Regions from separate parts of the Homo sapiens genome. Here all the other regions are linked to region 1. A link is a loop called in an ENCODE intact Hi-C map of the cell type or tissue named here. Cell type or tissue: endothelial cell of umbilical vein. All regions are shown on one strand. Links, peaks and the distances in the headings refer to the core of each region. The heading gives the core; the rest is flanking DNA.

Region 1 (8,331 bases), core at 2,630-6,629:
CACATGTCAAAGCTCTTAAGGACATAGGAAGCACCCTTTCCCCTTAAAACATTGCCTTCTTGAACTTTCTGTGCTAATATTCTGGCAGACACATGGTAGAAAGAATCTGTTTTGAGATTCTGGAGCCGGGTTTTAAACCTGGTGCTGACCATAACAATGTTTGAGATCAGACTCGAGTCAGTTAAGCTCTCAGGGATTTAGTCTCTGCCATGTAAAAGGAGGCAACTGACTTACCTCATCAAGTCCTTTTCCTCTAAGTACCTAGATTTTTGTTTTCACAGGTGAGACATTAAATGGGTTATTTAGATCACCTTTGCACAAATTGCTAGCTTTGTTACTGATGGATAACAAGAAGTTAATTTCACTCTCAGAGTAGACTACGGTCAGCTGCAAATATGAAGGAACGGAGGTTCTACAAAATAGGAGAACTTTCTCTGAGACCTCTGAAAGGTTCAGGCTGCCTGTTTTTATTGTAACTCTTAAATATCAAACTCCTTTTAAATGCTCTAAAGGAATTTCATGAAAAATGTTTTCTCCAAAGGTGAATAAAGGAGCCATTGACTGAGTAAAAAAATAAATACATGAATAAAGAATAAAAGCTGGATCATCTTCCTTCCTGGAAACATTCTATGGCATATTAATGGAGAAATTCATACTATCACAGAGAAAAATTTACAAACATGACATATGTAACTTAGAGATGTTTAATCCCGAGAAAAACAGTCAAAGAGAATTTTATTCACTTACAGAGGAATATTTTTAAAGGAAGGATTTGCTAGCAGATTGAATTTCTATTTTATGTTAGTTATTTATTAGCAAACTCATAACTTTGCTATTCAGGCAGCTTGGAGTCATAAGAGATGTATTATAAAAAAGCTATTATTTTTAGTTATTAAGAATTTGAATAAATAACTGTGGCCCTTTTTTGAAGTGGAGGGCTATTAAGAGGTACAGAAATGCAGATAAAAATACTCCTTAATAGAAAGGTCAGTTAAATATAATGTGTCATATTTAAAAGAATAAACTTTGAAGTCAGAGAGGACAAAATATGAGCCATGGCTCCAGTACTCTGTTTTTAAGATTTGTGAATGTAAAAAAAAAAAAAGTTTGGGGAAAATCTTTAAACTTTATTCCTGTGTCATGCAAAACAGCGAGTTTTGAGGAATACATTGAGTTAAGATATCATATACTTAGCCAATGAACGTACCAAATGACCCATACATCACCTGCTCAGTTCATAGGGCAGGAACCTTAAGATAGAATCTCATAGAACTCTTTCTTTCACTTATAACCTGAATAACCTATACATAATTACCTTGCTTTAAGTGTTTTATTGTACTAGACATGGGTTTTCCAAACTTTTATGATATATTAGTCCCTTTCATTGAAATATGTAATCCCAGCAACTTCCTTAGAAATGAAAAAAACTAATCATTTTGACATTATTACCTGGTGAAAAATAAAATACGACACATTTTTACTGTTTTCCATTTAACAAATGTTGTGCTCTATTCAGTTACTTCAAAGTTAAGTTTGTAAGCAACTTATAAAATATCTGAAAATAGAACAATAATTTGAACCCACAAAGATATCAGATTGCAATGCATATTATGTGGCTAAATTCTATAATTTTCCTGAGTTGTTTCTAAAGGATGAGATAAGAAAGAAACTCATGTTGTGAGCTTTCTCCACTTGTTATATTTTGCTTACATGAAGACTCAAATATGTACATACGTAGTTTTTCCTCTTGCAATTCCCTGTGAAATACTAGGGTCATTTTAATGTTCTGTGTAAGATGAACACCAATTTTATTCTCAATAGCAGTGTTCCATATACTTCTTGCATTTTAACAAGAGCTCCTTCATCAATCCAAATAATAAATTACAAGACCAAAAATGAAAGCAATTTGTACATCTGTGAAGGTCAAAGCCACCAAGCTGGCTGGAGATATTCAGCTGAGGGCGGTAACTACTGAAGTCCTGAGTTATGGGCACACTCGTCCTCTCTGAGTGCTGTGCATGCTCACTCAGTAAAAACTAAGCGGCTCTAAATGGTTTCCTTTTAAGAAGAAAAAGCATGTTTAGTGTGTTATTTAATTCAATGATTTTTCAAAATTAGATATTATAATGGATCCCAATCATGCCCTTAATAATGAGACTGTACAAGAATACGTGATAAAATTGTAGAAAAAGAAATAACAATGGTTTTGCCAGGCACTGAGCTTAGGGCTATATACAGTTTTCTAAAGGATGCTCCATCTATGAAGGGCTCTTCCTCTCTTTTATTTTTTTTTCATTTCCGTCCTTCCCATTTGTTTTCTTTCTTCATTTTCTTCTTTTCTACCGTCTGGCTTATTTGAGTCAACCAACATTTACTGTATCCCCATGAAAAGCCAGACATCATAGGAGGAACTACGGATACGAGAAATTAAGGAGTTCATAATCTAGTAAAAATGTTGTCTGTGTTTTTTTTGTGTTTGTTTTTAATTTATCCGGAGTTTGTGTTTATTTACCTATCCATACATGAATTTATAATCACTTTGGATGCCTTAAAATACAATAATATTCTGGGGCCTATATCACCTAATGTAATCCTCCACATGCTGTAGACATGATTAAAATCCTCATCCTCTAACATTCAAATAGATCTGGTGAAAATAAAGTGTACATTTTATGAGTTAAAAATCATAAAATCTTAGTCCTGCTAGTCTTGATTACAGTTCTTTTAAAGTACCTAGTCCAGATCAAGTCAGTTGCCATGCTAATTAGTTTTCACATACGAAAAAAAAAAATGGCCATACTCCAGACACTGGTCTTTCTATTTCAGGAAAGATGGCATATAAGAAAACCTCACTATATGCAAAGGATTTGTGGATGGTTCCTTGGAGTTAATTTTCATGGGCTTTAGAAGGTATTTAAACCTCAAGACAAGGAGAGGGTTTATAAATGATTGACAGAAGCTCTTTAGCTACTCAAGTCCAAGAGGGTAGCACCTCTTAGCCGTTCAATGAATAGTATGGAGAATTCGAAGGGCTGCTTAGAACTCTAGGGCAGCCTATTTTTTGAAGATTATGCTTTTGACCTTTCTTGCTAGAAGTCATCCATCCATCTAATAAGTGTTATTTAAGGGCATACAGTGTGCCAAGAACGCAACTTGGCATCACCATGGAGACCATAAAATTCTAGTCTCATCCTCTCATCCATCACAACCAAGTAGAAGTTGGTGCTGTTAATGTCAAGAGCAAATCAAGAAGTCAAGAAAGACTGAAGCTCAGACACATTGTCACTGGTGTAATCTCCACCTTTGAAGGTGCTGCTCTGATATCAAATTTTATGTACAGAGACAAACACATACACAGTTGACAAAGTAACAGACATAAATTATTTTTATGTTTTATATGTTATTTTTTGAAGTAACATCAGGTATGTACTTTAGCTTATTTTTTCACACAAAGTTGATTTTTTTGGGTAATAACAATAGAATTTATACTAGTTGCAGAATTATCTACAACCACCATAGTAAAGAAACAAAGCCGTAAACTAGGTCGTATTATTACTGTTATCTTTTGAATTTTTGGACAGAGCTGATTTAATAATTTGGCAAACTTGTAACTAGGGTAACTAGAAAATGCTGAAATTTAAATCTATGTTATTTATATTATTTTGATCTTTATATGGCCTAAAAATGCAGGTTTAACTCCAGCACACATAGTAAAATTAACAGTAGAAAGAAACAAACATCAGAAGCCATATGTAATATGTCTGTGGTGCTCTTGACACCCCTCTGTCTTCTCTTCTGAAATGTGTATTCCTTCTGATATTGGACACATACAGTTACACACACACATACACACACACACACACACACACACACACACACACACCCCTTGGACTGAATTCTAGATGCAATTTTAAAAATCAATAATTTAGTATCTCTTCATATAATTCACACCCCTTCTTATTTCCCCCATGATTTTTATTTAAGCTTGTACGCAATTTTTGGCATGAACTAAGCTTTTTAAGACTTTATGCCACTGTAGGGATTTTTGGAAAACACTGATAAAGCCAATAAAATAACACACCGATTCAGATATTACCCTTGTTCAAACAGGGCTCTCAAATGGGTCCTATTTTCTTGGATTTGCCCACTCTGAAAAAAAAAAAAAAATTCACTGCAAGCTAAATTACTTTCTTTAACATACCTAGATTTTTTTTATTTTGTTTTTATTTTTAACTCTGGACTTTATTAAAAGGACAAAGGAATTCACTGGAGTGGGAATAACACAGATTTTACTGTGCAATGAACTTAAATGCACTTCTATAAAGTAAGTCATGAACACTGACTTCAACCTTTCATTTTCCTCAGGAAGGACCCAGTTAGAACCAGCAGTCACTGTGGCTGAGGGAAGAGGCACAGTATTCTGGTCTGGTCTAGGTTCTTCTTTCCTTTTTCAGTTTCTTTTTTGGTTCCTTTCTGTTTGTACTGCTCTTGTGAGCTTCTTATTGTTCAAGCCTCATAGCTATTTATGGATTATGCACAGTTTGGGCTAATATGATTAACATTTGCCTCAAGAGCCAGGTCTTCTCATGTAATTGGTTCTCTTTCAAAACACGTGGCCTCCGCCTGGATGACTGGCTTGCTACGTAACCTGGAACGGCCATGTCCTGGGTCTTTCTGTGCTGCATGTTTGGCCGTGGAATTTATTTCTTCTGTCCTGCTGGAGTGGGTAGGATTGTTTGAACAGGAAGAGTCACTTCCTTGTTATGCTCTCCCAGCATTGTAGAGCTCCAAGATGTTTCCCCTGTGCCCTTCCATTAAGCCCTTACAATCTCCTGCACTAAAGTTTAATCACTTCCCTCCTAATATCCTAAAGAAGACAAGAGCTTTCTCTCCTAATTCTTTCCTTCTCTCCTTTTTCTTTTTCTCTTTCCTTCTTTCTCTTTGCTTACCTAGTATTCTTTCCAGCCTGCCTGCCTATCTGCCTTTTCTTCTCTCCTTCCTCTCCTCTTCCTTTACTCTCATTATTCCCTTTGTTTTCCTTTTCCCCACTGTTATTTTTTTTTCTAATTTCATGTCATTTCTGTTATGAAAACTAGATCCCAGTTAATGGAGCTTTATCGTATTTGCACACAGATGAAAGAATACATGCATATAATAATGAATTGCTGCATTCTTTGTAACAAGAGAATATTGGAAACAACTTGAATGTCCATTAATAGGGGACAAATTGAATAAACTATGGCATGTCTGTAAAACAGAACTCTCTGTAACTGTAGAAAAGAATCAGGAAACACTCTATGTATTAAGTTGTAAGTATCTCCAAAATATTTTGTGAAGTGAAAAAAAGACATAGTGCAGAACATTTGTATTTTATATTTCGTTTGTGAAAAAAGGCGGTGGTGGGAAATAAGATTATATTTTACATTTTATTGCTCTTAGTAAACACCAAAAAATTTGTGTAGGAAACTATTCCTGGGTGTCAAGGATAGATGGGCTGAGGAATAGTAGAAAGGGAGATTTTATCGTTATACCGTTTTGTATTTATTAACTTTCAAAAGTGTGTTAATATATTATCCATCCAAAAAGTGAAATATAATAATGTAAACCTGGGAAGCCAATGTAAGATTCAGTTGAAAGAAAACTATCCCATTAAATGCATATATATATATATGTGTGTGTGTGTATGTATGTATATACATGTGTGTATATATGTGTGTATGTATATATATACATGTGTGTATGTATATATATACGTGTGTGTATATATATGTGTGTATATATGTATGTATATATATACACATACACACACACACACACACATACACACACATATGTATAAATTTGACATGACTGGTATAGTTATCCAAACTCACAGGTGTTCTTCTAGAATATTAGCTATCTATGGCTTAAATTATGTAAAATTGTCATTTTTTACTAAAAAACCATTTCAAATATTGGCAATTTCATACTATTGGCCTAATCTTTCCTTGTCTTAAGTTGAGGCATCAAAAATCTATCATCAGGTTGCCTGGGCTATTACTCTCTTTAACTTCATTCTTCTCCTGTGCTATAGAAACTTTTGGAGTCATATTTCATTAATTTCCCCAGGTCACCTGGATAGGACTATGAAGTGTGGCAATCCTGAATCACCTTTCCATCCTTGCTTTATTAACTTTACACTTGACTGTAGATTAAACTGTCATAATCTACCACTGAGATTATGGTGTTTTTTTCCTAAGAAGTCATTCTGAATCTCAGGCTTTCCTTGCAGGTCTAATGTCTTCATTGCCACCAAATTTATCTTTCTACAATGCAGTTTGACTCCTGTTTCTTTTTACTAAGTGCATCCCATGTCTTCTCACTGGCTACATAATATATATGGACTAAACTCCTTGGAAAGCATGCAATTCATCCTCATTCTTACCTCCACCCACTGATCTTTCCATAAACTCTCTAAACCTGTTCTTTCCCCAAATTATGATCCCCAATAAGTCTCCATGGCTTTGCTAATTACTTTCTGTTTATTAAAATGAGCTTCTCCACCTTCTATGTCTTGCAAGCCTCTTATTACCATTTAAAGGTTTTACACAAATAAGTGTTCTCTCTGTAGTTCTGATTCCCAACTATCCACAATTAATCTCTTGCTTATTTATGTTTCCATGGTCCTATGTAATTACCCCTATTATAAATCTAGTCATTAGGACCTATTCCAGATATTTGTTTATGTGGCTACCTACCTTCCTCACTACCTTCTGAGTGATTGGCAGCACAGATGAAGGTCTTGGTTATCCTTGTATTCCCTCGTACTGAGCTCAGTGTTTGGTATAGAGTTTTGTGATTAGTAAATATTGGTTTATTGAGTAATGCTTCAGTCTTACTACTGGCATCCTTTTTTTTTTTTTTTCGAGACAGAGTCTCGCTGTGTCGCCAGGCTGGAGTGCAGTGGCGCAATCTCACCTCACTGCAACCTCCACCTCCTGGGTTCCAGCGATTCTCCTGCCTCAGTCTCACAAGTAGCTGGGACTACAGACGTGCACCACCACGCCCAGCTAATTTTTTGTATTTTTAGCAGAGACGGGGTTTCACCGTGTTGGCCAGGATGGTCTCGATCTCCTGACCTCATGATCTGCCCGCACTGGCCTCCCAAAGTGCTGGGATTACAGGCGTGAGCCACCACACCCGGCCTAGAATCCTTTTGTATATGGAAGGAAGTATTTTAAAAATCCTTTTTAAAAAAGGTAGGAGACTAATGTTAAGGAAGGTTTTGGGAGTGGGGAAAGAAATGCCTTTACATTAAGGACATGAAAATTGAAAGTACAAAGCAGTCTCTAATTTGTTCATTATTTGCCATAAGGACATGATTTAGTTTTGAATGTATTCCACCAGGTTCTCTTTATCTCCTTTGCTTCATATTAGTGTTTATTTTGATGATGATTAAGGCAATATGCTACTAAGAATTGTGCTGTCTTTTTGTAAATTATGCCTGAAAAAATCGTGATTGTTCCTGTTGCTTTGAAGTCTTATGTTTATATTTAATTGTAAAAGTTAAGGCTACCTCTATGTGATAGACAGAGTGTTCTCCAAAAAATGCCCGCAAATTTGGAGTGGAGGATAAATGACAGTTTTCTCTTCCTACTTCTCCCTTCCTCCTTTTCCTCCTCCTTCTGTTACTTAATATTATCACTATTATCATTATTTTCTTCTAATCTGGAAATATAATAGCTTAATAGCCTAGTCTAGCTGAGTTGGACTTGTGTATTTGTTGAAAATATTAAGTTATAACTTTGGAGTAAATACTCATCATAAAATGAGAATGATTTGATGGTGTGTGTTCTTGTGTATTGCACAGACACATTACTGAGTGGCACATAGAGTTGCAGTGAGTTTTACTGTAAGGGAGTATTTTAGCCATCATGTCTTCCAAGGATCGCATGCCCTGTTTCCTAGGTCCTAATAAAAGCTTGTATTTATATGTAACTCACTATTGCCATTTCAGTTCATCAAGATTAACACCAAGGAGCTATTATCGATCACGTCAGAGTGAGGCAGGTAGAATGCTAGAATTTTTTGAGGATGAAATAAAGTGATCTTAGTCTCTGGCATCTTAGTTGTTGGGTGCCTTCCTTTTTCTTTTATCAGTAAATGATTGTTATCTATGACCAAAGAAAGAAGAGAAATTCGCATTATTTAGCATTTTGCCCACTTAGGTGGCACTTACTCTGATTTAGTCTATTATAACATCATTATGTCTTGCTAATGGCACCATGCAGTTCACTTCCTTCAACTGTTTGCAGAGTGCCTCTCCATTTAAACAACGTGGCACGTTTAAAT
Region 2 (8,331 bases), core at 1,924-5,923, 190 kb after region 1:
CAGAACAACAACAAAGGACTGTATCGTATTCATTTCTTGTTCACTCATGCTTAGCACATGCTTTGCACGTGAAGTAGTTGTCCAATGCATGTCTAAAAGAATAAAATGATGAATGGCTTAACCACATCTCAGATTCTCAATTCATGGTTATAGCACAAAAAAATGATCATGCATGTGATTTTGGCTGTGATTAGAAACTGGGATAAAATTGCAGCCATTTATCACAGAGATGGAATAAGCACAATTTCTTATTAAGTACCTGTGGACTCCATACTTTTGCAGATACACTGCTTCTTTAAACAATGCTTTAATCACAACATTTGGCTGCTTCAAACCTGTATGTGACTTGTTATTTCATTCTTTATCAAGTCTGAATTTCTCAGTATAGATTTAAAGAGCACTGATATCATAGATCAACCCATAGTGATTTTCACCTTGTTCTAATATGTATCTTTGACACCAAGAAGACCAGTCACTTTACTCTCCCAACGCGCTATACTTATACCACCATTCAGTCTTTACTCAGCTCATACTCCAGCTCATTATTCTTCTTCCATTCTAAACCTGACTTAGATTATTAGGCAAACTTAAATTCTACTTACTTTATAGAGGGTTCCCTGCCTAGGTTAGCTCTTGGTAAAGTCCCTTTTCTATTGCCTATGTCAAATAATGTACCATATGATACAGGTTGAGTATCCCTTTTCTGAAATGCTTGAGACCAGAAGTATTTCAGATTTCAGATTTTTTTTTCAAATCATGGAATATTTGCATTCTAATTGAGCATCTCAAATCCAAAAACTCAAAACCCAAAATGCTCCAATAAGCATTTTCTTGGAGCATGAATTTTGAGCATCATATAAGCAACTCAAAACATTTCAAATTTTAGAGCTTTTGGATTTCAGATTTTTGGATTAGGGATGCTCAATTTGTAATATTGTTGACTATTTGCAGCATTGCTTTAGTTATGTTAGCATTGTTTATTTTTTCCTATAAAGATATGAGCAGATGCTATGCATTTCTCTTGTTTAAAATTACAAGTTATTGTGTGCCCACTCTGTGCTAAAATCTATTCTGCATGTTTTACAAATATTTTATTATGAAAAGATTTGAGTTTCCTTTTGGTTAGTGATAAAGGAGAAAATCTTTCAACAGATGCCATGAGAACTGATTAAAATAAAAAGTTAATTTTGGCCGGGCGTGGTGGCTCACGCCTGTAATCCCAACACTTTGGGAGGCCAAGGTGGGTGGATCACTAGGTGAGGAGATCAAGACCTATTGGCTAACATGGTGAAACTCTGCCTCTACTAAAAATACAAAAAATTAGTGGGACATGGCGGCATGCACCTGTAATCCCAGCTACTTGGGAGGCTGAGGCGGGAGAATCACTTGAACCCAGGAGCAGAGGTTACAGTGAGCTGAGATCGCACCACTGCACTCCAGCCTGGGCGACGGAGAGAGACTTCATCTCAAATAAAATAAAATAAATAAAAAAGGTTATTTTAAACCAAATTTCTAAAAATAAGTGTGATTCTCAAATTTAACAGTGATCCTAATAAGGTATATGAACAGGCGATAGCATAAAACTAGTTCTGTGCGTGGGTGTTTTGTGTCACTTTAATATTCAGTATATAACATGTGGAGAACTAGTTTTACTTTTCCATGGTATTTGTTGGTGCCTCTGTGAGTCACGATGTTGGGTCTACTGATTCTAACTCATGTCAAAAGACCTCAACTTTATATTTAGCCCAACACTGCCAATGTCTGCTGTTGGAAATAAAGGGGAGCCAGGCAAAAGAGTTTGAATCAGCACAAATAATTAAAATTATGGACCCTACTCATAGGACCATCATACATAAAGAATAACACCCCTTTTGCCTTTATTTGGAGAATATTACTCAACCACTTCACCATTTATAAGAATAATAACAAAAATGGGATTTTCACATTATGACTTTAAAGTTGAAGGATCCAATTGTGTCTTGGGAAAAAAATGAAAGCATATGTATCACAAGACTAACTGAAAACAGAAATTTCATTTCTGTTCATATTCAGAGCCACTTTGTTAACACTGTGCTCCTGGGTTTGGAATTCCCTGGAGAGAAGAAGTTAGAAAGTAAAAGGCAAGCGTTCCCAGTAACATTTGGTTTAAATTTGCATGCAATTAAAATCTTATGTTATGGTACTAATATTTTTTCCCTTTTCTGGTTTCAGAAACACTAGGTGTTTCTGACACATTTAGTAAAAGCCTCCTTTTCCTTATCATTTCTGACTCTTTATTCAGATTTACTAAAAATAAGAGTCAAGAGAAAGAAAAAATGGGAAAGTCTGCACAATGAAAAGGTGGTCTTCCTTATTTTTCATCAGTTAGTCAGGATTATTTACCAAGCAGAGGACTGCTCTGTCATTTTTATACTAATTTAATTCTAAATAAATATATCAAAGATTTCTAAATGTTGGATTTAGGCATTTGAAAAAGGTTTTAAAAACAGTAATTTATCATTTAGCTGCAGCATGTGATAAGTGCAATGAACAAATTTTGATTCATCTGACATTAGTTAGAATTAAATTATTATCTAGAGATTATAAATGTTGCATTAATCCTTCTTTAATTTAATAATTAAGATTTATAAGTATTCACAAATATATCTGGAATAAGTAATTTAAAAAGTCTTAAAACTTTAAGATTTGATATCAGGATATAAACATAATTCTATTTATTTATATTTTCCATTTGATATTTGATCCATCCTACTTTATGACTTTCTTTTCATCAAGAAACTGACCCAAAGACTTGAGGATTACTACTAAGGACTTTTCAGGGAAAATAAAAACGAAATAACCCACACCAAACAAAAAGCGGCGGTGGTACAGCCATAATACTTCCTGTTCCTTGTAGATCAATCTGGGACAAAGGCTGTCTAATATTTCAAATTCTGTGGCATGTGAACAATACTGTGTGCACTGGGCTTCCAACCTTGGCATTTAGAATGCATATATATGAGCAGAGGAAAATTCCAACAATCTATCCTTTCTTTATAATCTTGCAGCAGTTCCAAAAGTCCTTAGCTGAAGGATATATTTGGAAAGCGCTGCTTGTCTGCTCTCACCACATTCAGGTAACCATTCCAGAGTTCTTAGGTTCCACTTGAGAGGTAACTTGCTATTACCATTTGTGCTATGTGTCATAAAAGGGCCCTATTATTTTCAGCAAGACCCCTCAGCAGCAGTTCCAAAGGAGCAGCTAGAGATTTGATTATATAGGTCTCTCTCCTGAACACATCCTTTCGCATTTGACATTTACACTGGTGGCGGATTTTTATGTAACTTGTTAGAGAGCAGTCTGAACCTTAGAAAGGTGTTAGTCTTCCTAGAACCCTCTGGCAAAGGAAAATCTTTTATTGGACTTAAATGTTTTGAGTTGAAAACTGTACTTGTTTGATTGGAAAACCTTTCAGGGAACAGATTTCGTTATTTTTCTAAGCTAGGCTGCAGGAATTGAGCCGAAGATATCACTAACCAAAGACCTGAGAACCAAAGGAAATGACTCCAGTGTTTAAAATCCTTTTATTTCCTCTGTGAACGATATCTCTGCAACTGAGATGAACCATTCCAACTGGCCCCCACCCAGACTTTATGGGAACTGAGATTAGGAAGTTGTATGGTCACAATAGTCACTGTACAAATTGCTTTCAGTTTAAAAACCTCAAAGTTCTTGACAAAGCCATAATTTCTTGCCACATTTTATTTTTTCACATGGGTGACTGATCTGTCATTCATTAATTACCCTGCCAGGATTCTTCAGTTCTTTTAGAATGATCTATATATATAATAATTTCATTTGGGAGGAGGACACAGAGTTTGTGAGAAGTATGCAGGGTGCCTGTAAAATTTGTCTTTGCGAGACACCACATATTTTGCCCATTTCTGTTGCCTTCTATTTGAAAAAAAATATTGTTGGGCCACAGTCAAGCTTATAAAAATGTGTTCTTTTCCTTTCCTAATTTCATTCTATACTTTCCTTCTTGCCTAGCTTTTCCATAGCTGAGATGAATAAAATGTTGGATGTGGTCTCAAAATTCAACACTCCTGACTTCCTTTGACACAATCATGCCCTGGGGAAATAGAATCATATTCATAACTCTCTAAAGCATTCTCTGCCCTTGCTTTCTCTACCCAGGCTGGAGAATCTTATTAATCTTTCTATTCCTTGTGCCTAACACAGTGCCTGGCATGTTTGAAGGCACTGATTTATATTTAAACGTGAAGTAGCCTAGAATAGGAAGCATATAATAGATTGGTAAAACATAGAGTATGTAAGGAAGGGATTATTACACACTTTAAAAAATCAGGGACTGTTGTCTGAATTAAACATTGTTAAGGATGTAGCAATGACACAATTCTCCATTCTTCTAAAATTTTTAGTACTTCCCTATATTCGTCTCTGGGGAATTTATGTGGCAGAATGCTCTCTCACCATGTTTGGCAACCTAAAGCTACTCAGACTTCCTTAGAGGTAGTCGCTCCTCTATCTCAAAAGCTTTCTTGACAAGAATGATTTGGGTTGGATGGGGATTGGTAGTAGTTTTCTCATTTAACATCTGCAACACATATTAAAATGAACTTTAGTAACCTGACATTTAGCACTGAATGGGATTTACACATACGAGTTGCTCAATCTAATGTGATTTGATCCAACATTTGTCAAACATGTACTTTTGGAAAAACACTGTGATTGACACTGAGGATAAGAAAAAGGAAGCGATTTATCCCCAAATGCTCAAGGGGAGGAGAGATAGGTGCATATATATATGTGTGATAGGCACATATATATATATATATATATATATATATATGATAGGCATACATATATATGATAGGCATATATATGTGTATATGATAAGCATATATATATGATAGGCATATATATATAAGCATATATACGATAGGCATATATATATATGATAGGCATATATATGTATATATGATAGGCATATATATAATAATATGAGGATAATAGCTAAAAATAATACCTAACTGTCAGTGAGTACTTTATGCATGTCAGATTTTCTTCTAATAACTCCAGATGTCTTATTTAATCCTACAGAGGCCCTTCGAGGTAGATGTCAACGTTACCAGCATTTCACAGATGAGGGTAATGAGCCACTATGTTCAAGATCAATCAGCTTCCAAAGTCACAGAGCCTGATAGAGTCCAGGAAGTTCCCAAATATATGCTCTTAAGTACTATGCAGTAGTGCTGTAAATAACATGCTCTTAGAAAGAATGAGGAAGTGGTCAAATCGACCTTAAGTTTGGAAAAGGCTTAGGTGAAAGCTGCAGGAGGAAGGTAGTATTTGAGCTTTGCTCTCCAAAATGAATGTAAGTTTATCTAGCAGGGATAGCAGGAAAAGATTTACCTGGAAAAGGAAAGAGCATGGAAATGGCAGAAAGTTGTTGAAGTGCATGACATTTTCTGATGTCTTCAAAGTGCAGTGCTTGCATAAGGAAACAGTAAGTGATATAATCTGAATGCAAGCTCGTCTTATGGTGAAGGGTCTTGCATCAAGGCTAGGGTAAAGAGCTTGTTATAAAGGCAATGGAAACCAAGGAGAGGTTTATAGGCAGAAGAAATAATATGGCCAGAGTAATATTTTGGAAAGTCGATTCTGGCAAAGAATTTGGAATGACAAAGAAGGAAGAAAGCTAGATGCAGGAAGACAGGCTGGAAGGATGTATCCTTTCTCTTGCATTCATGTGCTAATAATAGAAAGAATGACTAAACACTGACTTAAACTGTTTTTCACACCGCATAAGAAGGAGACTGAAGGTAAGCAATCCAGAGCAGTAGGGTGACTCCATCTAGACACTCAGCACTTGGTGTGTACCTTTCACTTCCTGCCTTTGCCTTGTGGTTGCAGAGAGCTAGTCCACTTTAGCATTACATTTGCAGTACATGCAGGAAGACCAGGAAGGCTAAAGGGCAAAAGACAAGTGCCAGCTGAGTGTGTCCTTGTTCAAAAGCTTTGTGCTTTTATAATTGGCCCCAAACTGTAACATGGTCGTGGGTTCTTAATACCCAAATGATGTTGGAAATAGTAGTTTTTATACCTAGGCACATGCCAAAACAGAATGCCGGTAGGGAAGAGAATTCCGTCAAAATTGATATTGGAATTGTTTATGTGAGAGTTGAAGAGGACATGGACCAGGGACTTTAAGGGTACAAAAGATAAAGTGGGGACAGGATTTAGGAATGAGAATCAGGAAGACATGGGGACCAATAAGATGAGGCAGGCTGGGAAGGGGATTGATCAAGGAAGATACTGTTGTTTCTGACTTTGGCAACTGCATCTGTGATGATCGTTTTAGCCGAGGTGTGGAGAATCAAGTAAGATCAGTTTTTACCAATAAAATAATACATGTGATTCAAGATATATTGAGTTTGATGTATTTCTAGGACATCCGATGAAAAATTTGGTAAGTTGATATAAACAGGCCTAGAGGTCAGGAGATGACGATCTGAGTGTCAGAATAATCTAAACCACAGAAGTTGATGAAATCACTAAGAAAACACATAGAGTGGCATAAAGCCTGAAGACTATGGAGAGGAAGTTTTTTTTTGTTTGTTTTTGTTTTTTGGTTTTGTTTTGTTTTTTGAGACAGAGTCTCACTCTGTTGCCCAGGCTGGAGTGCAGTGGTACAATGATGGCTTACTGTAGCCAAGACATCCCACTTTAGCCTCCTGAATAGCAGGGAACACAGGTGCATGCCACCATGCCTAAGAAGGTCTCACTGTGTTGCCCAGGCTTGTGTCTAATTCCTGGCCCCAAGCTATCCTACCACGTCAGCCTCCTAAAGTGTTGGGATTATAGGCATGAGCTACCACACCTGGCCAAGGAGAGGAACTTTTCAAGAGCAAGCTGAAAATATCAGAGAAAGGGGAGCAATATCACAAAAATTAGGAGTAATATTTTTAAAATGAAATGCTCAACAGTATCAAATACCTTAGAAGATTTAAGAATGAAAGGAGATGTTGAGTTAGCAATTAGGTTATCATTAGTGTTCAGTACATGTTGAAACAATAAATGCATTAAAACATGAACTTCTAGCCAGGTATGGTGGTGCAATCCTGTAATTCCAGCAATTTGGGAGGTTGAGGCAGGTGGATCACTTGAGCCCAAAAGTCCGAGAACAGCCTGGGCAACATAGTGAAACCGATCTCTACTAAAAATACCAAAAAATTATCTGGGTATGGTGGCACGTGTCTGTCGCCCAGCTACCCAGGAGGCTGAGATGGGAGGGTGACCTGAGCCCAGGAAGTCAAGGCTGCAGAGCGTTTTGGTTGCGTCACTGCACTCCAGCCTGGGCGACACAGCGAGACCATGTCTCTAAAAAAAGAAAAGAAAAACATGAAATTCTCATCTGTGTATGTGAGGTGATTTCATATATGTGTGTGTGTGTGTGTGTGTGTGTGTGTGTGTGTGTATATATATATATTTTTTTTTTGTTTTTTTTTTGAAACAGAGTCTCGCTCTGTTGCCCAGGCTGGAGTACAGTGGCGCAATCTTGGCTCACTGCAAGCTCCACCTCCCAGGTTTACGCCATTCTCCTGCCTTAGCCTTCCTAGTATTCAGGACTACAGGTGCCTGCCACCACGCCAGGCTAATTGTTTTGTATTTTTAGTAGAGACGGGATTTCACCTTGTTAGCCAGGATGGTTTCGATCTCCTGACCTCGTGATCCGCCTTCCTCGGCCTCCCGAAGTGCTGGGATTACAGGCGTGAGCCACCGCGCCCGGCCCTACATGATCTCATATTCTTGCAGAGACAGTTGTCTACTGCTACTGTCCACTATTTCTATTGGACAGTATGATTTTCTAGACCTAGGGGGAATACTGGGTTTTTGTTAGCTGTTTTATCTTACAGAAGATGTTTTCAATAAGTTAAGAGAAGAAATCATATAGAAGTCAAGGCAGATCAAAAACCTATTGAAAGACAAAAATTGTAGTTGTGGGAAAAAAATGTCAAGGAAATGGGTACATACTGTGAGTAAAGTTCTAAGTGAAGTCACTGAATTTTCTATTTTATTTCCTGTTCCTCAGAAATTCTTTATAACCTTTTTCTTCCCCCTAAATAATCATTCTTGTAGCTTTTGTAAAACTGTCTTATCTTAGGGTAGCTAAAAAGGCAAAAAGTAGGCCTGTTGTGCATAAGTAAGAGTAACTCACAATGCCTACATTTTTTAGATAATCCTTACCTCTTATCTCTTTCTGAGAGCAGGGCATTCATTCACATGCACATGGGTATATACTGAGTGACCATTAGGTGCCTGATACT
Region 3 (8,331 bases), core at 1,924-5,923, 200 kb after region 1:
CACATGCTTTGTGTTCAGCCTGTTCTTACCTCTTTATGTACATTCCCTCATTTATTCTCACTGTAACATGGAGTGCTATCATTATCTTCATTTTTCAGTAGAGGAAACTGAAGCAGCGAAGGCATCACTTGCTCAGGTCATACAGTCAGTAAGTGGCAGAGCCATAATTTGAATCCAGAAAGCCTAACTCTGGAAATTTTTAACAACCCTGATACATAAGGTTAATGCAGCTGACCTTGTGTATTTACTAAAAGATAGCTACTGTTGACCTCTTCATTGAAAGTTTAAGATCATGAGTTATTTAATTTGGTTTGGCCATGCAGTCAGTTTGGAATGTTCTTTATCTTCATCTTAACATAATCCAGTTCATTTTACAAGACCTAGCATGCTATAAAATTAGCGTTTAGTTAGGAAAATGGAAACACATCTAGGCAGTTTATGAAGAAGATTGTTTGCACAGAGAGGAAAATCTAAGAAGCTAAACAGTCTAGAGGAGCAATCCAGAGGTTAGGATAACAGGGAACACTGGCCCACCTAGTTTTTTGTTTTGTTTTGTTTGAGACAGAGTCTTACTCTGTCACTCAGGCTGGAGTGCAGTGCTGTGATCTCGGCTCACTGCAACCTCCACCTCCCGGGTTCAAGCAATTCTCCTGCCTCAGCCTCCCAAGTAGCTGGGATTACAGGCCCCCACCACCATGCCCAGCTAATTTTTTGTAATTTTAGTAGAGACGGGGTTTTATCACGTTGGCCAGGCTGGTCCTAAACTCCTGACCTCAGGTGATCGGCCCGCCTTTGCCTCCCACAGTGCTGGTATTACAGGCATGAGCCACTGCACCAGGCTAATATCTAGGTTTCGAGGGATAGTGGAAGGAAGTGGGGTTACAGGAAGCTGCTACCAATCCTAGGTCTAGAGGATTGTGGCAGGAGATGGGGTTACTATTAAGTCAGAAGGTGGAGCCATCTAATGAAAGCTAGAACCATGACAGGGCTGCCAGGTGGGAGTTGGTACCAGGAGGAAACACTGTAGGAGAAAGAAAAACCTTGACTTCTCCTTTTCTTCAGTCTTTTATTCGTCTGCCAATACTACCCATTGGCCAATCCTACTGGAATCTAGTTGACAAAGGAGTCTGGAAAAGGTAGATTTGCAGGATACAGAGCATGAGACTGGTTCTATAGACCAACAGGGAGTTGGCCAGCACACATGAGGTGCTGTTTTGTGGAGCTGTCATTTAGAGGTCCTCTGAATGCAGAATTCCCATGACCCTTACTTAGTACTTCTCTTTTGCAGCATTGTCGGTGTAACAGTAGTGCTGAGCACACAGTCACTTATTATCTACTAGCACTGCTATGAGTGTCATTCATATAGTAACCTCATTAATCTTACAAGAGCCTTGTGAAGTAACAAAAACTATTATCTCAATATTCCAGATGGGGAAACTGAAGCACAGTAACATTTTCTTCAATATCACACAGTTAGTAGCAAAACCTGAATTCAAATCCAGACTACCTGGCTTCAGCGTCGATTCTCCTAACCACTACCCTCCACTGCCTCTCAAGATTTTTTTGTCTCCTTCACCTTTCTAACTCACTGAGCACCCAGTAGTGGGCACGACGTAGCAGGTGCTCATTAAATACTTGTTTGAACAAAATGATTTTCTAATTTTAATATTATGTTGTAGTTGCTTAGAATCTTAAATTTTTATAGTCACTTGGGTGTGTTTTCCAAACTGTTCTTTTTTTTTGTTTTTAATGTTTCAAAAATCCTACCTCCCAGTCTGACTGTTCATTTTTATACTTTTTCACCTTCATAGCTGAATGTTTAGTCTGGAAAGCAGCATCCACAGGGTCAAATATCCAGGGTTATTTCCTGGATATCTTCATTGGACATCTCCAATGTTACCTAGGGAAGTGATACTGCAACAAAAAATACTTCTCATTGATAGGAACAGAACCAGTTATGATTCTTGAAGCCTTAATATTATTGAGGCAAGCAGTCTTTAAACAGCTACTTTCTGTTGTCAGTCTGCTATTGATGGCTTACTAGACTTTGAAAGTTTTACATAGATGATCTCTTTTTTTCTTTTTTGCCTTTTAATAGTTGAGACAGGGTCTCACTTTGTTGCCCGGGCTGGAGTGCAGTGACATAATCATAGCTCACTGCAGCCTCTACCTGTCCAGCTCAAGCAATCCTCCCACCTCAGCCTCCTGAGTAGCTGGGATTACAGAAATTTGCCACAAATCCAGGCTAATTTTAAATTTTTTTTTGTAGAGATGAGGTCCCCGTATGTTGCCCAGGCTGGTCTTGAACTCCTGGCCACAAGCAATCCTTCTAGCTCAGCCTCCCAAAAGTGCTGAGATTATGGGTATGAGCCCCTGCGCCCAGCCCATAATCTCTTTTAAATGCCCAGTACAACCCTATGAGCTTCCTGATAAAATTTTCCAATTCACTTACTTTGTATCCTTTTTTGTTACCCAGTTCTTTTTCCAACTATTACCATGTCAAATTTCAAGATGAAGAAACAGGTTCATATACCTCAACCAGTAAGTCGCAGAAAGGGGATTTGAACTGGTATCTGTCTAACTACAAAACTTACAGAGGTTTCAGTGAAACTCAATACCCCATAACATGAAATCATGCTGTGATGAGGGAAATGCAGCTTTTCCTTATGATGCCTGAGAACTGATGATGCTTTTTTATGTACACACTGTACACTGATTTCATAAAACACTTTAACCTGGAAGATATGAGTGACTCCCTTTACATTTTTTTTTTTTTTTTTTTTTTTTTTTTTGGAGACGGAGTTTTGCTCTGTCTCCCAGGCTGGAGCGCAGTGGTGCGATCTCGGTTTACCACAATCTCCGCCTCCCGGTTTCAAGCTATTCTCCTGCCTCAGCCTCCTGAATAGCTGGGATTACAGGTGCGAACCACTGCGCCCAGCCAACTTTTGCATTTTATTTATTTATTTTTTTTAGTAGAGGCAGGGTTTCGCAATGTTGGCCAGGCTGGTCTTGAACTCCTGAGCTCAGGTGATCTGCCCTCCTTGGCCTCACAAAGTGCTGGGATTACAGGCATGAGCCATCACGACCAGCCTACATTCTGAAAAAATGACCTCTTGAGAGGCTGGGTGTGGTGGTTAATGCTGTAATCCCAGCACTTTGGGAGGCTGAGGTGGGTGGGTTGCTTGAGCCTAGCAGTTTTGGACTAGCCAGGAGAACATAGTGAGACATTGTCTCTAAAAAAAATTTTTTTTAATTAGCTGGCATGGTGGTGGCATGCATCTGTGGTCCCAGTTGTTCAGGGGGCTAAGGCAGGATTGCTTGAGCCCAGGAGTTCTAGGGTGCGGTGAGCTATGATCATGGGACCGCACTCTAGTCTGGGCTGCGGAGTAAGACGTTGTCTCTAAAGAAAGAGAAAAAAGACCTCTTCAGGCCACAGAGAGCAAAGTAAAGCATCTGAAATACATTTACCTTTTTTTCCTTTAGTGAGGAAAAACATTAACAAACATTTTAAATGTAACTGGGAAAGAACATTTAAGAAATTCATGCCCCTCTCTTGTATTCCAGCTTTCTTCTAGTTGGGTTCTGCATATGATTGTGTTATTAGGGACTATGCCTTTAAAAATGAAAAAATAAAAATAAAAAGGCCATGGTTAGCCTGTGAGCACATTTTTTTATTCTGGCTCTGGCCACAAGAACCAAGTTTGACTAGGCTCTGTATCAAAATAAAATCCAGAGAGGCATTCCTAAACTTGGACCTTTTGTCCACACTCACTTCCTGTTGACCGAGTGACATCCCTTCAGCTGGCCCTCCATCAAGCTGTTTGCACAGAATAGGGAGCAGTGTTTTCAAGGGCAGCAAATCTTGCAGCTTATTAAAAGTAGCATGGTATGCAACTCAGATGCCAGTTCTCTTTCCTTTTTGGGTTTCCTTGAGTCCAAAGGTCAATAGGAACACAGAAAAGCTCAGTGTATTGGTTTGTAATTCCACTCCCACTATGGCTCAATAGTACAATATATTCAGATCCTTGTCTCATTGAGTTCTTCAATCTTCAATCTTTGTTCCCTAAACACAGGCTTGTGTGAACATGCTATTAGCTAGCAGGGTTCAATTTCAGTATTAGGGGTTACATTCAGTTTCAAGCTCCTCACAGTTGTCTACACTGGGTATGAATCTGGAACTGCTGCCAATTTTCTTTGAGGGCATTTTAGTATCATTATCTCAGTGCTTATGCTATTATCTCTGAAGTGTTGTTTTCCAGCGATTTTCTGCCTCTAAAAAGACAGGATGGTTTAGCCATTTTATCAATGAAATTTAAGCATGTAGTGTCGCTGACTCTTGTGATTTCCTTCACTTCTTTTGTTCTACTACCTACCTGAGGAAATACTTTAATATTTCCAGTGAGAAGGCACCTTAAGGGAGTCTCTAACCGCTCAAAATGTGGTCTATAGAGGGACAGCCTGGGCATCATCTGGGAGCTTGTTGAAAATGCTCAATCTTAGGCTCCAGCCCATAAGTGCTGATGTAGATCTGAATTTTAATAAGATCCCTTCTTGTTTCACGAGCAAGGTAAAGTTTGAGAAGCAGGGGTCGGGCGCGGTGGCTCACGCCTGTAATCCCAGCACTTTGGGAGGCCGAGGCAGGTGGATCACGAGGTCAGGAGATCGAGAACATCCTGGCTAACACGGTGAAACCCCGTCTCTACTAAAAAATACAAAAAATTAGCCGGGCGTGGTGGTGGGTGCCTGTAGTCCCAGCTACTCAGGAGGCTGAGGCAGGAGAATGGCGTGAACCCGGGAGGCAGAGCTTTCAGTGAGCCGAGATCGCGCCACTGCACTCCAGCCTGGACGACAGAGCGAGACTCCATCTCAAAAAAAAAAAAAAAAAAAAAAAAAAAAAAAAAAAAAAAAAAAAAAAGTTTGAGAAGCAGTGATCTGGCCCACATCTGGTCTTCTAAGCAATTCTGAGAGGGATTTTAGAGCCTCTTTTTAATACTCCCAATAATAGAGATGCCACTGGTGTAAAATTTGCTGGACAGCTAAACTCTGCCTACTTATAATTTCTACACTTAGTCTTTATTTCATCTCTTTAGAGCAAATGGAATAAGTCTAATATGACCCATCTAATATTTAAAGATAGATAACGTTTCCCAACTCCTCACCTCCAATTCCTCCCTCTCTTTCTCTTTCTCTCTCATGTCTCTTTCATTGCCTGTTGCTTACTCTTCCCTCACCCCTCCCTTTATCTCTTTTCATGCTAAGCATTTATTTTCAGCCATTCTCTGCTTTGCCTGGCTTCCAAACTTTTCAACGTGACCATTCCTATTTTATTAATGGACTCTAGTTACCAACTTGTCAGTTTATTATATGTGTTGTAAAAAAGTGCAGGGGCTATTTAAAATTGTAGAACAGAGATCTACTGTGCTGATTCTGAAATATTTAAAAGCGTTCTCTTGGTGTCTACCAGGCCATGATATCTAGGAGGACCCAACGAGTGACAATAGGGTTTCAGACGTGATTGTTAGGTAGAGTAAAAAAAAAAAAAAAAAAAAAAAAAAAAAGATGGAAAGTAGCCACTTAAATGAGAACTATGCTAAATAGTACTAAAGCTTCAGTACTAAAATACAGAATTACAATTTGAACTTCCATTAGCTACATTCACTACCTAATGCCATGTAAACAAGTAAAGTCCTAAAGTAGAATTTAGGCCATTCTTTTCAGATCTAGTGCATTGCACTAAGATGATTAAATTAAGCTTCAGAATCAGGAAGCAGTTGGCCGGAACTCAGATATTTGTGTGAATCTGGGCCTGAATTTTTGCTGAGCAACTCCATAACCAGGGGCTCAGTATGTATGAGGCATATCTTAATTTCTATGTAAAAGTCTGCTGTACACTTTTCATGTTCTGCATAAATCCATCATCCTGAAGTCCTAGGTTATATCACTTTTCTTAACTGTTGGTTTATATTTGGCAAAATGTCACTCAAAGAAATATCAATTGATAACACCACTTTAATTTAATGTAGGAATGCTTCCTGATTTATAATTAGACTTTTCACACAGAAATAGCAGATACATTGGTGTGCTGCACCCATTAACTTGTCATTTACATTAGGTATATCTCATAATGCTATCCCTCCCCCCTCCCCCTACCCCACAACAAGCCCTGGTGTGTGATGTTCCCCTTCCTGTGTCCAAGTGTTCTCATTGTTCACATGCAACAAACCTGCACATTGTGCACATGTACCCTAGAACTTAAAGTATAATAAAAAAATAAATAAATAAAAATAAAAAATAAAAAGAAATAGCAGATATAATCTAAAAATTCTTAGTGTATTTTTTTTACCCTCAAATACTCAAGCACTGCACTGGTGATTGATTGTAAAGAAGCATAAACAAATCAGGTTAAGTGATCAAGAAATGCTAAACTTGTTGAAACATCCACAAATGCAAGCAAGATTTTTTTTTTTTTTTTTTTTTTGAGATATGGTCTCTCTCTGTCACCCAAGCTGGAGTGCAATGGCATGATCTAGGCTCACTGTAACCTCCGCCTCACAGGTCCAAGCAATTCTCCTTCCTCAGCCTCTCAAATAGCTGGGATTACAGGCGCCAGCCACCACACCCGGCTAATTTTTATATTTTTCGTAGAGATGGGGTTTCACCATGTTGACCAGGCTGGTCTCAAACTCCTGACCTCAAGTGATCTGCCTGCCTTGGCCTACCAAAGTGCTGGGATTACAGGCTTGAGCCACTATGCCTGGCCCACAAATGCAAGCAAGCTTAACAAATACCTTTAAGTGCTATATGTAGTACTAGATCTTCTAAAAATGTATACTAACCACATCAGCACACATTATTCAAGTGTCTTTGATATGTCAGATGTTGGTCACTTAGAATGCTCCTGACCTTAGGAATATTATCAATTACATTTTCATGATCATTTTATACTTGTAATTTCTACAGCATTTTATGCTTACTCCAGAATTTGTTTTTAACTTTAGGTATTTTTGTTTAGAGATTTAAAACCTGACTTTTGATGGAGTACCATATTGAAAAACATCTGAAAAATTTAAAAATTGCTTTCTTATATTATTTTATTTTGAGATGGAGTTTTACTCCTGTTGCCCAGGCTGGAGTGCAATGGCGTGATCTCGGCTCACTGTAACTTCTGCCTCCCAGGTTCAAGCGATTCTCCTGCCTCAGCCTCCTGAGTAGCTGGGACTATGGGTGTGTGTCACCACACCCAGCTAATTTTTTTTCTTTTTTTCTTTTTTAGTAGAGATGGGGTTTCACCGTGTTGGCCAGGCTGGTCTCGAACTCCTGACCTAAGGTGATCCACCCACCTTGGCCTCCCAAAGTGCTGGGATTACAGGCATAAGCCACTGTGCCAAGCGAAAATTGCTTTCTAGAAATTGTTTTAGTGGCAGAATAGTCATTTGCTCTTATGTTGTCTTCGAGAAAAAATAAAATCTGTCATTGATTTGCTGCTCATATTTTAGAATTGAAAATGAGTATAAAAAATGTGAGCTTATGGGAGTGTATTTATTGATCTATTGTAACTGTTCAGACAAGGGGATAAGCACTTTGTGATAGAAGACCCAAAAACCTACCATATTTGAGAGGTTTTCTCATAAACAGGATCTAATCTTCCAAATTGTGTCTATAACTTCTAGAATTATCATGAACGTAGTTTATGGCCATGGGGGCAAAAAGGGATGGAGAGAGGCAAAATTTGGAGACAGAAAGAAGGAAAAAAAACAGATGAGCACAATTTGCATACACGTTTTATAAATTCATAAAATTTTACTTTTTTGAAAACGCATGATTCTGTGAGAAGAATTTAGTCTTTTTTATACTTTATTTAATCTAAATCTAAAAAAGAGCTTTCTGTTTTAAAGAGAGCAGAAACTCAGATATACATAGAGTATATATATCCCATAGATATTTTGATTTTTTTAAATATAAAATACATTTCAAATTTTTCATATAGGCCATTCCACTGGGAAATAGTAAAACAACATGAGCACTATAGATGTGAGTGTTTTGGTGAGGTCTAAGGATCAATTCCCTAATTGTGCTTTATCTAAGAATGGATAAAGTTTCATTTTCTATTCTGTGAACTGGAAGCAAAATTCACAAATATTACAATGGTGAAATTACGGGATTTTTTAAGTTAATGGCATCTATGGCATTGTTTGTAAAATTCCAGTAGCCCTTCATAACTGCATATGGATAATTATTGGAAGAAGAAAATAAATATCTGAAAAAAACTGATATACTACAGGATAGACAGAGAATTGATTTCACTTCCCAATACTCTAGGTAGGGTGGATG

What was found. Hi-C counts contacts between places; a loop is a spot of excess contacts. Peaks named below come from ENCODE experiments on the same cell type or tissue, not always from the same donor. Only the 100,000 strongest peaks of a DNase experiment are listed, where the experiment ranks them.
Region 2: it touches region 1 in a loop (5-fold over the local background); 4 of 110 quality-filtered maps call a loop at or near these places.
Region 3: a loop joins it to region 1, with 6 times the contacts of the local background. A loop is called at or near these places in 4 of 110 quality-filtered maps.

What each region holds. Positions count from the first base shown.
Region 1 is chr3:29,319,845-29,328,175 of GRCh38, forward strand. All of the region lies in intron 1 of RBMS3 (RNA binding motif single stranded interacting protein 3), which reads left to right. Among named protein-coding and RNA genes, the nearest start is that of RBMS3, 43 kb to the left of the region's middle. In endothelial cell of umbilical vein, for the core only: no CTCF peak of the experiment used is centred there; a DNase peak (open chromatin) is centred at 4,667; H3K4me3 peaks cover 261 bases; H3K27ac peaks cover 1,897 bases.
Region 2 is chr3:29,509,828-29,518,158 of GRCh38, forward strand. All of the region lies in intron 3 of RBMS3 (RNA binding motif single stranded interacting protein 3), which reads left to right. Among named protein-coding and RNA genes, the nearest start is that of RBMS3-AS2, 130 kb to the right of the region's middle. RefSeq lists an enhancer at 5,459-6,076. In endothelial cell of umbilical vein, for the core only: no CTCF peak of the experiment used is centred there; DNase peaks (open chromatin) are centred at 3,004, 3,494 and 5,724; H3K4me3 peaks cover 855 bases; H3K27ac peaks cover 3,055 bases.
Region 3 is chr3:29,521,653-29,529,983 of GRCh38, forward strand. The region is part of intron 3 of RBMS3 (RNA binding motif single stranded interacting protein 3); the gene reads left to right. Among named protein-coding and RNA genes, the nearest start is that of RBMS3-AS2, 120 kb to the right of the region's middle. In endothelial cell of umbilical vein, for the core only: no CTCF peak of the experiment used is centred there; a DNase peak (open chromatin) is centred at 3,799; H3K27ac peaks cover 1,616 bases.